2 separate regions of the Mus musculus genome follow, and region 1 is linked to region 2. The links are chromatin loops, found by intact Hi-C in ENCODE. Cell type or tissue: left cerebral cortex. All regions are shown on one strand. Each heading gives the region's core, and the rest is flanking DNA. Links, peaks and the distances in the headings are about the cores only.

Region 1 (5,381 bases), core at 248-5,247, 820 kb before region 2:
AAAATATTGTCCTTTTGTGACTGCATGCCCTGTGTGTGTGTGTGTGTGTGTGAAGCTCAGGTGCCATTCCTCATGTGTATCCATCAGGGTCTCTCACTGGCCTGGGACTCTCAGAGCAGGCTAGCCTGGTTGGCTAGTGAGCCTCAGGGTCCGCCTATCTCTCCTTCCCAGCACTGGGGTTATAAACATGCATATGTAAAGCTCTGTTCCTGGCCCCGCCCACTTCAGCTGCACAGCCCCCAGTGCCTAGCATTTCTGGCTCCTTGTCTATTAAGCAGGGTTAATATTTATTTTTTTTAAAGGCTGTTGTGAAGACCGCAGAAGATAAGACACACGATGAACAGTCTTCATATCTTTTACCTGTCTGAGCTGTGTAGGGTGACTGTGTTCACTCACAGAACAATCACTGTATCATGGCGGAGTGCTGGCCTCCGTTCTGTGGACGAGTCTTGGCTTTCATAAAGCGCACATTGTCTCAGGGAGACAGAAAAGAAGAAAGCTGAAAAAGAAGCAGGCTCATTGCAGACATTGAGGGGATGCAAGGGCAGGCTGATCTGAGGAGAGTGTTTGGGTATGGGGCCTAGTGGGCTTCCGGATGGGTAGGGTGGTTGTACTGGAATGGGGATTCCAAGACTAAGCGCTTAAGCCTGCTAAAACCTGGAGAAGTGCCACCGGGGCAAAGAAACCAACAGGACAAAATATATTGTGGTGGGAGGAGGCCTGGCCAGTTCAGAGGAAGAGAGAAGGTCTTTGCAGCAGAGCTGGGGTGCGTGGGGAGAGGTGAGACCACATGTAAGGGTAGCGCCAAGCTGTTCCCAAACCTGGAGCTGAGGGTTTGGGGACCTGCGGTGACCCCACAGCTGTGTTGGATGCTAAGGAGTCACATGTTTAGACAGTCCCACAGAAAAGTCGAAGGCCTAAGATGACTCTATGCAAATGACTCACCAGCTTAGGACGCTGTATGGTCGCGGCGGCAGAATCCATGCTCCTTTTGATACCTGAGTTTTCAAACTCAGTTGATAACTTTTGATGCTGACTTTTCAGGGGTTGCTGAAAGCCAGCGTACTGGTCACTTTTCTCACTAAACACCAGACGAGAGCAATGTAAGGAAGAAGGAATTTGTGGATAAAACACGGCCGCAAGGGCATGAAGCCTATGGTTTCGTTGCATCCACAGAAAGAGAGAGCAGCGCGCCTGCGCTAGAAACCTGGAACGTCAATATGGGAACCAAGGAGGCAGCCAGTGTCTAACTTACTTCCAGGGTCCGAGAAGCTCTGCAGGATTCACTAGCCACACACCCCATTCCAAAGTAGCTGTGACTAAGAATGAAACGAAACCATCCCTTCCAGTTTGCATGTATTCTTTTCTTCTAGTGGCTACACAGTCTTTAGGATACAGACTTTAGAGTAGGCTTAACTAGGTAGGAGACCCAAAGAGGCTGCTGGGCAAGTTGGTGAAAATCTTTCTTATCCCAAGGGCAGAGGCTGCTGTCTGTTTTTTTTTTTTTTTTCCCCCATAGACTCAGGTGTGTGTGTATATGTGTGAGCCTCGGCGCCACCTATCTCTCCTTCCCAGCACTGGGGTTATAAACATGCATATGTAAAGCTCTGTTCCTGGCCCCGCCCACTTCAGTTGCACAGCCTCCAGTGCCTAGCATTTCCGTAAGTCTGGCTCCTTGTCTATTAAGCAGGGTTAATATTTATTTTTTTATAGGCTGTTGTGAAGACCGCAGAAGATAAGACACACGATGAACAGTCGTGTATTTGAGTCAAAAAGGTCATTTAGATCTACTGCTCTTGTGGGTCTCCAAGCTGCCTTACTGTTGGGGATACCTGGGGGAACTTGTGATAGTATTAATTAGTTTATTAATTAATAGCTTCTTGGTTTCTGCTCTGGGGAATTCTGACATTTGCATCTGGGTTTAAACGACCTTTGCCTGTATTTCTTTGTGCCCCCAGGATGTCTCAGCTAAGGGCTAGCTTCTAGCTTGCCCAGATTTGTAGGTCCTGGTGGCTATGAGGTACCTGGGAGCCAGGTGTGTGGTCTTTAGGGATCGATCTGGGCTAAGAAGGGCGAGGGGTACGCCTCTGGAAGGAACCCAGGAGAAGCTAGGCATAACACATACATCTGCAAGTCCAGTTTGCAGGGGCAGCACTAGTGACCTGGATAGGACAGGAAGATGTCTCCTTCTTCAGGAAGCTTCTACAAGTAAAGTCTTCTTGCAGGGCCAGGGCCTCCTTGAGAGCGCTGCTCTAGACAGGCAACCGACAGGTGGCAGCAGCGGCCCATAAGCAGCCAGGGTGCAGCCCCAGCAGGGAGGACCACAACACCAGGGCTCGGGTGGGCGCGGCTCCTCTTCTGGGCATGGGGCTAGGCTGACCCTGCAGGGAGAAGGGTTCCTGGGGGCGAAGACGGTCTCAGGTGCAACGTGAGGCAGTCCGATGCGTCTGGGAGGGGGCTGGCTTGGGAGCTGGAGTTAGATCAATCCGTGGGGCATGACACACCCTGGTTTAGTCCTTATGATTTGTGGGAAGCAAGTCATGGAGCTAGGTACCCCCAGGCTTAGCCAGGGTCCTTGGTACACTGCTGCCTCGGTGTGGTGTGAAGACTTGTTTGGTTTGTGTGTATGTGGGGTAGGGGGGGCAGGGGAGAAAGATTAAAAAGAAACCCCTGGAGATTAAAAAAAAAAAAAAAAAGAAAGAAAGAAAGAAAGAAAGAAAGAAATACTGCCCTTTCTTTAAGACTCCTTAGAGCTTAGATTTCTCAGGCTTAGTCAAACCATTCTAGGCAAGAGAAAGGTTAGTGTAGAAACTGCAGATGCTAATAGGATGGGCGGTCCTTTAATTGGTCCCTGCCAGGCAAACCCAAGACCAGCACATTGCCTGGGAGGGTCAGGATTCTTTTTATTAAAAAGCTGGTTGCCCTGGAGGAGCCTCCATCGGATCTGTGAAGGTTTAGGGGGGTTGGTGAGCTCTGAGGACAGGATGGTTAGTTTGGTGTCTTTGCTTTATTCTCATTTAGTTTGTGAAAAAGGCAGTCTCTGTTCTCATACTTCAATAAATTATGGACTTATTCTCTCTTCTCTCTCTCTTTTTGGATTAGGGAAATGGCATGGTAGGCTCCAATGAACTTTAAGCCAGAAATTGATTCTTCTCTGCCATTCATCATAGTAATTGGGAAAAATAATTTTCCTCAGACTCATTTGTAAAATTGGGAACAAATGTTACCTGGGAGGATGGTTCTTGTACTGTCTGCCTAAGTGCTCTCTGGTGTGTGACCATAGTTACTGTGGAGAGCTGTCCCTATAGCCTGAGTGAGATATGCTAGGGATGACACTGGACAAGATGAACATGGGTCATCATGAATCTGGCATCAGGTGGATCTGCCCATGGGTGTGGAAGGGCCCACACTGACCAGGATAATGCTGAGCCTTGGAATCAAGCTTCAGGAATCTTTACAGAGAAGGAATGGAAAGAACCGATAGGCGGCGTCTTAGTTAGGGTTTCCATTGCTGTGAAATCCTACCATGACCAAGGCAATTTTTTTTTTTTTTTGAGACAGGGTTTCTCTGTATAGCCCTGGCTGTCTTGGAACTCACTCTGTAGACCAGGCTGGCCTCGAACTCAGAAATCCGCCTGCCTCTGCCTCCCAAGTGCTGGGATTAAAGGTGTGCGCCACCACGCCCGGCACGACCAAGGCATCTCTTAGAAAGGACAACGCTTAATTGGGGCTAGCTTACAGGTTCAGAGGTTCAGTCCGTTATCATTAAGGCGTGAAGCATGGCAGTGCCCTAGAAGACATGGTTCTGGAGAAGGGGGCTCTACATCCTTCTACTGAGAGCTCTACATCTTGATCCAAAGACAGCCAGGAGAAGACTATCTTCCAGGCAGCGAGGAGGAGGGTCTCAAAGGCCACCTCCACAGTGACACAATTCCTCCAACAAGGACGCACCTACTCCCAAAAGGCCCCACTTCCTAACAGTGCCACTCTCTGGGTCAAGCACATTCAAGCCACCACAGGCAGCAAGGCCTAAATACCACTTGGAGATGGGTTCTTTGCAGACTTCTTCAAGGAACTTAATGTTCTGTTCATAACAAATATAAATATTCTTGTCTGTTGGGTGGGAGTACCTCACTGCAGAGGCCAAGTGTTACTTTAAAGACCAGCCCCTGCTCTCCTATGTAATGCATTCAAGGTTGTGGCCACGATGGTACATTGACTAGAGTCCAGCAATGGCACCTTACACTTATGCACAGGTAGTACTGAATGGACTAGTTAAAAAAACAAAGAAGAAGAGGGTGTGAATTTGGGAGGTGTAGGTGTGTGTGTGTGTGTGTGTGTGTGTGTGTGTGTGTACATTGGTGTGTCTGTGTCTGAGGGGAATGGGGTGAATATAATCTAAACACCTTGTATGCATGTCTAAAATTACTAAAGAATAAATAAAAAATTACATGTAGGCAGTTTCCAAACAGCGTTTCTTTTATTAAAGCATCAAGATGTTTGATAGTCTTTACCTTTCAGCCCTGTAGAATGAAGAAACCGTGTGGTTTCACTGTACTCTGTGTCTCCTGCCTTCATGAAGGTTATTGTGTTTAGGGTCTGAGTTTCTAGCTAATCACTTTTTTTGGTGTTATTTGGCTTTCCATTCTAGCGTGTTTTTGAAATTATTCTGTCTTGTAACCATGCTTTAACAATCACGTGACTGATCTCTACATTGAATGGATCCCGTGCCCATTGCTTATGCTTGCGCCTCTCTCTCTCTCTCTTTCTCTCTCTCTCTCTCCCTCCCTCCCTCCCTTCATTCCTTCCTTTTAAATTTCCTAATGTCAACTCATCACTTGAGAAGTTGGAGTGTAAATTAACAAAGTGATTTAAAGAAAACGTGAGTGACGGGCGTTCTGAATGTGGCTCCCTTTGAAACACTAGAGCCTATGGAGAGGACATTCTTGGGTCTGTGTCTTTTTCATGTCAGAGGTCACTAGCTTTATTGTTGGAGAAATGAACCAGGGCCAGTATGATTTTATTCCCTTATGTCTTTTTTTATTGTATTCTTCTTTCTTCTTCTGCTCTTCCTCCTCTTCCTTCTTCTCCTTCCCCTTCTCCTTCTCTCCCTTCTCCTCCTTCTTCTCTTCTCTCCTCCCTCTGTCTGTCTCTGTCAGGTCATGTTGTACATGAAATTGTTTATTACTGCTGCTGTTTAGAATGAAGAAACTTGCTGGAATATTTCTGGACATGACTCTTCCTTGACTCCTCTTTAACTTCTCTTCTTCTTCCTTCACACACCCCCCCCCCATTTTGAAGTGGGTGGCCTTTCTGTGTTGCCCAGGCTAGCCCCAAATGCCTGGGCTCAAACTATCCACTTTCCTTAGCCTCCTAAGTAG
Region 2 (5,381 bases), core at 166-5,165:
GGGAAGGGGGAATAAGCATTCAAACTTAATGAGGCTATAAGGGCCATTCTCATTCAAGACACCAGGAAGGATAGAAGGCAGGTGTGGTTGTCAAGGATATACCAAAAGGAACCCCCAGCAGGATGACAGGCCTCAAGGATGGAGGAGGTCTAGGGACCACTCCACGGACTGTAATCGCAAGAAAACACCCCTCTACACATTGCCTTCAGATAGCCAGTGACCTTAGAACTGGTTCATCTAATTGGAGAGGGGGAGTGGGTTCTAAAGAAAGCTAAAAATATTTGAGAAGCGCCCTAAACTTAAGCTCACAGTGAGTTGGAAGAACACATCACTTGTGTGAGTCTAGCTGGAGCCAGAGATAGATTTCAGGCATCCTCCTCTGCTTCTTTCAACCATATATTTTAAAACCGTCTCTCACTGAGCCTGGAGCTTGTTAGCTTGGTAACACGACCAATGAGCCCTAAACAAATGAATATTTGTTTTCAACCCTTAAGGTCAGAGCTCAGGCTTTGCAACTTTGACACACCACATGTGGAGGTCCTGGTGGTGAGGCCCTGTCTTTGCACATGGTACTCAAGTGTAAAAGCTGTAGAACCTTGCTGGGGCCATGGCACATTTCCACAACTCCGCGTTTGAGCTCCTCTGCTTGAAACATGCCGGCTCCCTTTCTTTTTATAGCAAACGGAGACAGCAACTGTCACACATGGCCTGGCAACTTCTCGTCTCCAAGCCAACATGTGAAAGGAGTCAGGGTAATGTGTTCTAAAAATATTGGTGCAGTGCTGAAAAATGCATATTTCCAACATGTTCTCCTTCAGATCCCTTTGCCTTGGCAGGCAGGCAGGCATTACCTCTGCATGCTTTCTGCGCTGTGCATACCAGGCCCATCCTTAGCCAGGGCGACTTTGCCATTGTTCATGCTCTTCATGAAAGTGGCACCAGTAGATAATCATAGAGAATTTTAAATATTATTTAGTGGTCCAGCCAACAAAACTATTGAGGCTGGGAGATGGCTAAGTAGGTAAAGAGCTACCCACACAAGCACTGAGTCCTGGTTTCTGATCTCAGCACCCGTGTAAAAGACAGGCATGCTGGCATATGCCTGTAACTCAACTCTGGGTATGACAGAGACAGATGGATCCTGGGGACCTGCTGGTCAGCTAGTCTAGCCAAACAACAAGACAGGCTCCAGGCTCGGTGAGAAACCCTGTCTCAAAAAAATAAGTGGACAGAGGTAGAGGAAGATACCCAAAGTCAATATGGTGAGTGCAGCCATCTATAAATGAGCACATGGATGCAGACATGTACACAATGATAAAAACATATACAAATTCCAAAAGCAAAACTACTGTATAGTCACTATTATATTGTCACATATATTTGTATATATATGCACATATATAAACATATGTGTATGTGTGTGTGTATGTACCTGTACAAGTACATATATGCATATATAAAACCTTTGGTCCCTCTTTTAAAAAATGTGAAGGGCAATGTGTAAGCAGACAGGCAAGTAATGGGGCAGGAAGATAGTCAAAGTGACAAGTAAAGATGCACCATGTGACATTAGGGAAGCGCTAATGCACAGCAGGAGCTTGTGGGAAGAGTGTTAAGAATCAGGGAAGACTTAATTGAAAAGACCAGGCTTTATGTAGGACTTCCTAGAGAGGGCTGCCATCAAGAAAGTGTTCCTTCCAGCAGAGGAAAGAGAGAGGACAGGTGTGAAGTGCCTTGAACCGCAGGCAGCACAGCATGCCTAGGACAGGGAGCATGCTCAAGGAACAGACTGCAGGGAAGATATGGGACATAGCTTCAATGAAACCCAGAGACATCTTTACATCTTACATTGGGAGCTTTGACTCAAGCATCTTGTTAGGTGGGAGACCAAGCCACCTCAACCCCCCCCCCCCCCAAATGGCATCATGATACCTGCACAGTATACAGATGGCCTTGATATCAGTAGAAGAATGAGTCCCTGAGACTTGACCCAGAGCAAAGAAACCAGACACATTAAATAGCCACTGGTCCAGGTGAGAACTGCCCAAGCCTGAGCTGGGACAGTTCCACTGATGAAGTTCTGAGGAAAGGCACAGATAGTGAAGCGGAACAACTGGTAACTCCGAGTTACTTGAGGTAGAAAAGCATTTGCTATGTGAGCAGATGATGAGATGGCGCCCCCTTGAGTATGAATGAGAGAACAGGCTTGAATGGGAAATACAAGGATGAGTTTTGCAAAAGGCAGAGGCTTTCAGATGAAAATTGAAGAGGTCATCTGTCTGTGAGTCTAAGAAGACAGGCCTGGGCTAGAGGAGTAAATTTAGGAGCCTGTCTTCTGGGTATAGGTGTCTGTGATGTCAGTGGGAAAAGAAGGAGCAAAAAGGGTCAAAAAGAGCTATCTTTGACAATCAGGTCTGGGTTTGAGGTCTGTGTCTACCCCTGCTCGCTAGGCAAGTAACCTAAAGAAAGTTGTGTAGCCACACTGAACCCCACTCTTCTCCGTGATTCAAAGGAGGTGAGAATACAACCTTAAGAGGCTTCTTAGAATTTGATTGTTAATTAAATAAATACAAAATTCTTACTGTGTGTTTGAACCTAGAAACACCAAGTGGACATCATTCATGCTTCCATCCTCATGTTAGGGTGGAGCATCCATTAGATGTGTATAACACAAACAGTATTACTGAAGATACAAGGAAGTACAGCACGGGATAATGGATGTCGGGGCTCTGGCACTATTTATATCTGAGTGGGTCCTCAAGTAGTTCCAGCAAGAGAACTGACATACATTGTCACTTTCCGTGACATTGTTCAGACAGACTCTGATTGGCAGTGGCTCAAGGAGAAAGTGGGAAGGATGAGTTTGTTGATAATGATCAAAGGTTGCTATTTCAACGTCGAGCTGTTATGAGAAATAATGATCTTGAAGGCTAGCTAGAGCAGACGGGTACTTGAGGAGAGGTTTGGGGATTCCTAGATGAGAGTCCTAGGCATAGTGGTACACCGAGGGATGGAGCAGGTGGGGAGAATACAGTAAAGGAAGAGGAAAGGAGACCTCTAGGGAGACTGGCAGATGCCAAGAACGAGCCCTTTGCTGAGATAGCATAGGAAGTGCGTGAAGATTAAATGGGATAATGCATTCTGAAGTGCAGGGAGCAGCATATGGTGGGTACTTAAGAAGCTGTTGACAGCAGAGTCACTATAGATAGTGTATTAGTCAGGGTTCTGCAGAGAGAGAACAAATGGAGAATGCACATCAATGTATAAGAAGGGATTCATTTATGATTCATTGAGTCACAAGATTAAGGTTATGGTAAACCCCACAACAGGTTTTTCTGAAAACCAGACACCCTAGGCTGACAGTTGTGTGTTTCAACCCAAGCCTGAAGGTCTCAGAACCAAGGAAACTGGCTATATAACTCTTATTCTATTGTTTCTTTAATATTTGTTTATTTATTTTGAGATAGGTTTCTCAGTGTAGTCCTGGCTGTCCTGGAACTTGCTCTGTAGACAAGGCTGGCCTCACACTCAGAGATCTGCTTGCCTCTGCCCTCCGTGTGCTGGGAGTAAGAACATGTGCCATTACCCCCTTGAAACTCTAATTCTAAAAGCCTCGGAGAGTAGGGCTACAGGTCCAAGTCCTGGAATCCTAAGGTCAAGGAACCTGGAGCTCTGATTTCTTAAGGGCACAGCAGGAATCTCTGTAAGCTCTCAGAAATGGAGGGCATTTTGCCTTTCAAATTCATCTTTTCTGGACCCTCTACTGATTATATGTTGCCCACCTGTACTAAAGGCAGGTCTTGTCCTCAGACTTGCATACCATCTCTCCGGGGTCATCTCACAGATACCCAAAAGCACAGTGAGGATAATTTCTAAGTATTCTTTACGTCAGTCAGGCTGATACCCAAACTGAGACACCAGAGATAAACACATGCATAAGCATTCACATATGTACCCCACAGAGAAGTAAGTCTCTCTTGGGACTCACCTAGGGGGAACTAAAAGTCCCTTCTGTCCCCTTGTTTTTTTTATCAAGAAAGTAAATTGTCTGCTGAGACAAAGGCAGAACTCTAAGGTCATGAGGATAAGAAGGATGGTTTTTATTGTTGTTGTTGTTTAAGATATTCCTTTTTATTGGATATTTTCTTTATTTACATTTCAAATGTTATCCCCTTTTCTGGTTTCTCTCTCTCCCAGAAACGCCCTATCACATCCTCCCTCTGCCTGCTTCTATGAGGGTATTCCTCCATCCACCTACCCACTCCTTGCCTTCAGTTCCCCTACACTGGAGCATCTATCGAGACTTCATAGGACCAAGGACCTCTACTTCTCCTCCCATTGATGCATGATAAAGCCAACCTCTGCTACATATGCAGTTGGAGCCATAGTCCCTGAGAGCTCTGGGGGGTCTGGTTGGCTGATATTGTCGTTCTTCCTGTGGGGTTGAAAACCCTTTCAGCTCCTTCAGTCCTTTCTCTAACTCCTCTATTGGGAGCCCCACACTCAGTACAATGGTTGCCTGTGAACATTCGCCTCCGCATTTGTAAGGCTCTGGAAGGGTCTCTCAGGAGACAGCCATATCAGGCTTCTTTCAGCATGTACTTCTTGGCATCCACAAGAGTGTCTGGGCTTGGTAACTATATATGGGATGAATCCCCAGGTGGGACAGTCTCTGGGTGGCCTTTCCTTCAGTCTCTGTTCAAAACTTTATCTCCATATTTGCTCCTGTGAGTATTTTGTTTTCCTCTAAGAAGGACTGAAGTACCCACACTTTGGTCTTCCTTCTTATTGAGCTTCATGTGGTCTTTGAATTATATCCTGGTTATTTGGAGCTTTGGGGCTAATATCCACTTATCACTGAGTGCATACCATGTGTGTTCTTTTGTGATTGGGTTACCTCACTCAGGATGATATTTTCTATTTCTATCCATTTGCCTAAGTATTTCAAGAATTCATCATTTTTAATAGCTGAGTAGTACTCCATTGTGTAAGTGTACCACATTTTCTATATCCATTCCTCTGTTGAAGGACATCTGGGTTCTTTCCAGCTCCTGGCTATTATAAATAAGGCTGCTATGAACATAGTAGAGTATGTGTCCTTGTTATATGTTGGAGCATCTTTTGTGCTTGTTCAACTGGAGGTCAACATATAGAAGAATGCAAATCAATCCATTCTTATCTCCTGTACAAAGCTCAAGTCCAGGTGGATCAAGGACCTCCACATAAAACCAGATTCACTGAAACTTATAGAGGAGAAAGGGGGAAGAGCCTCGAACACATGGGCACAGGGGTAAAAGTTCCTGAACAGAACACCAATGGCTTGTGCTGTAAGATCAAGAATCGACAAATGGGACCTCATAAAATTACAAAGCTTCTGTAAG

The links. A loop is a pair of places that touch in the nucleus more often than their neighbours do. Peaks named below come from ENCODE experiments on the same cell type or tissue, not always from the same donor. Only the 100,000 strongest peaks of a DNase experiment are listed, where the experiment ranks them.
Region 1: it touches region 2 in a loop (4-fold over the local background); 10 of 42 quality-filtered maps call a loop at or near these places.

The regions. Positions count from the first base shown.
Region 1 is chr9:50,435,174-50,440,554 of GRCm38, reverse strand. No RefSeq gene overlaps it. Among named protein-coding and RNA genes, the nearest start is that of Gm38579, 45 kb to the right of the region's middle. In left cerebral cortex, for the core only: a CTCF peak has its summit at 2,266 (motif pointing right); a DNase peak (open chromatin) is centred at 2,272; H3K4me3 peaks cover 341 bases.
Region 2 is chr9:49,614,200-49,619,580 of GRCm38, reverse strand. All of the region lies in intron 1 of Ncam1 (neural cell adhesion molecule 1), which reads left to right. Among named protein-coding and RNA genes, the nearest start is that of Gm11149, 99 kb to the right of the region's middle. In left cerebral cortex, for the core only: a CTCF peak has its summit at 2,191 (motif pointing left); DNase peaks (open chromatin) are centred at 410, 702, 2,168 and 3,122; H3K27ac peaks cover 1,838 bases.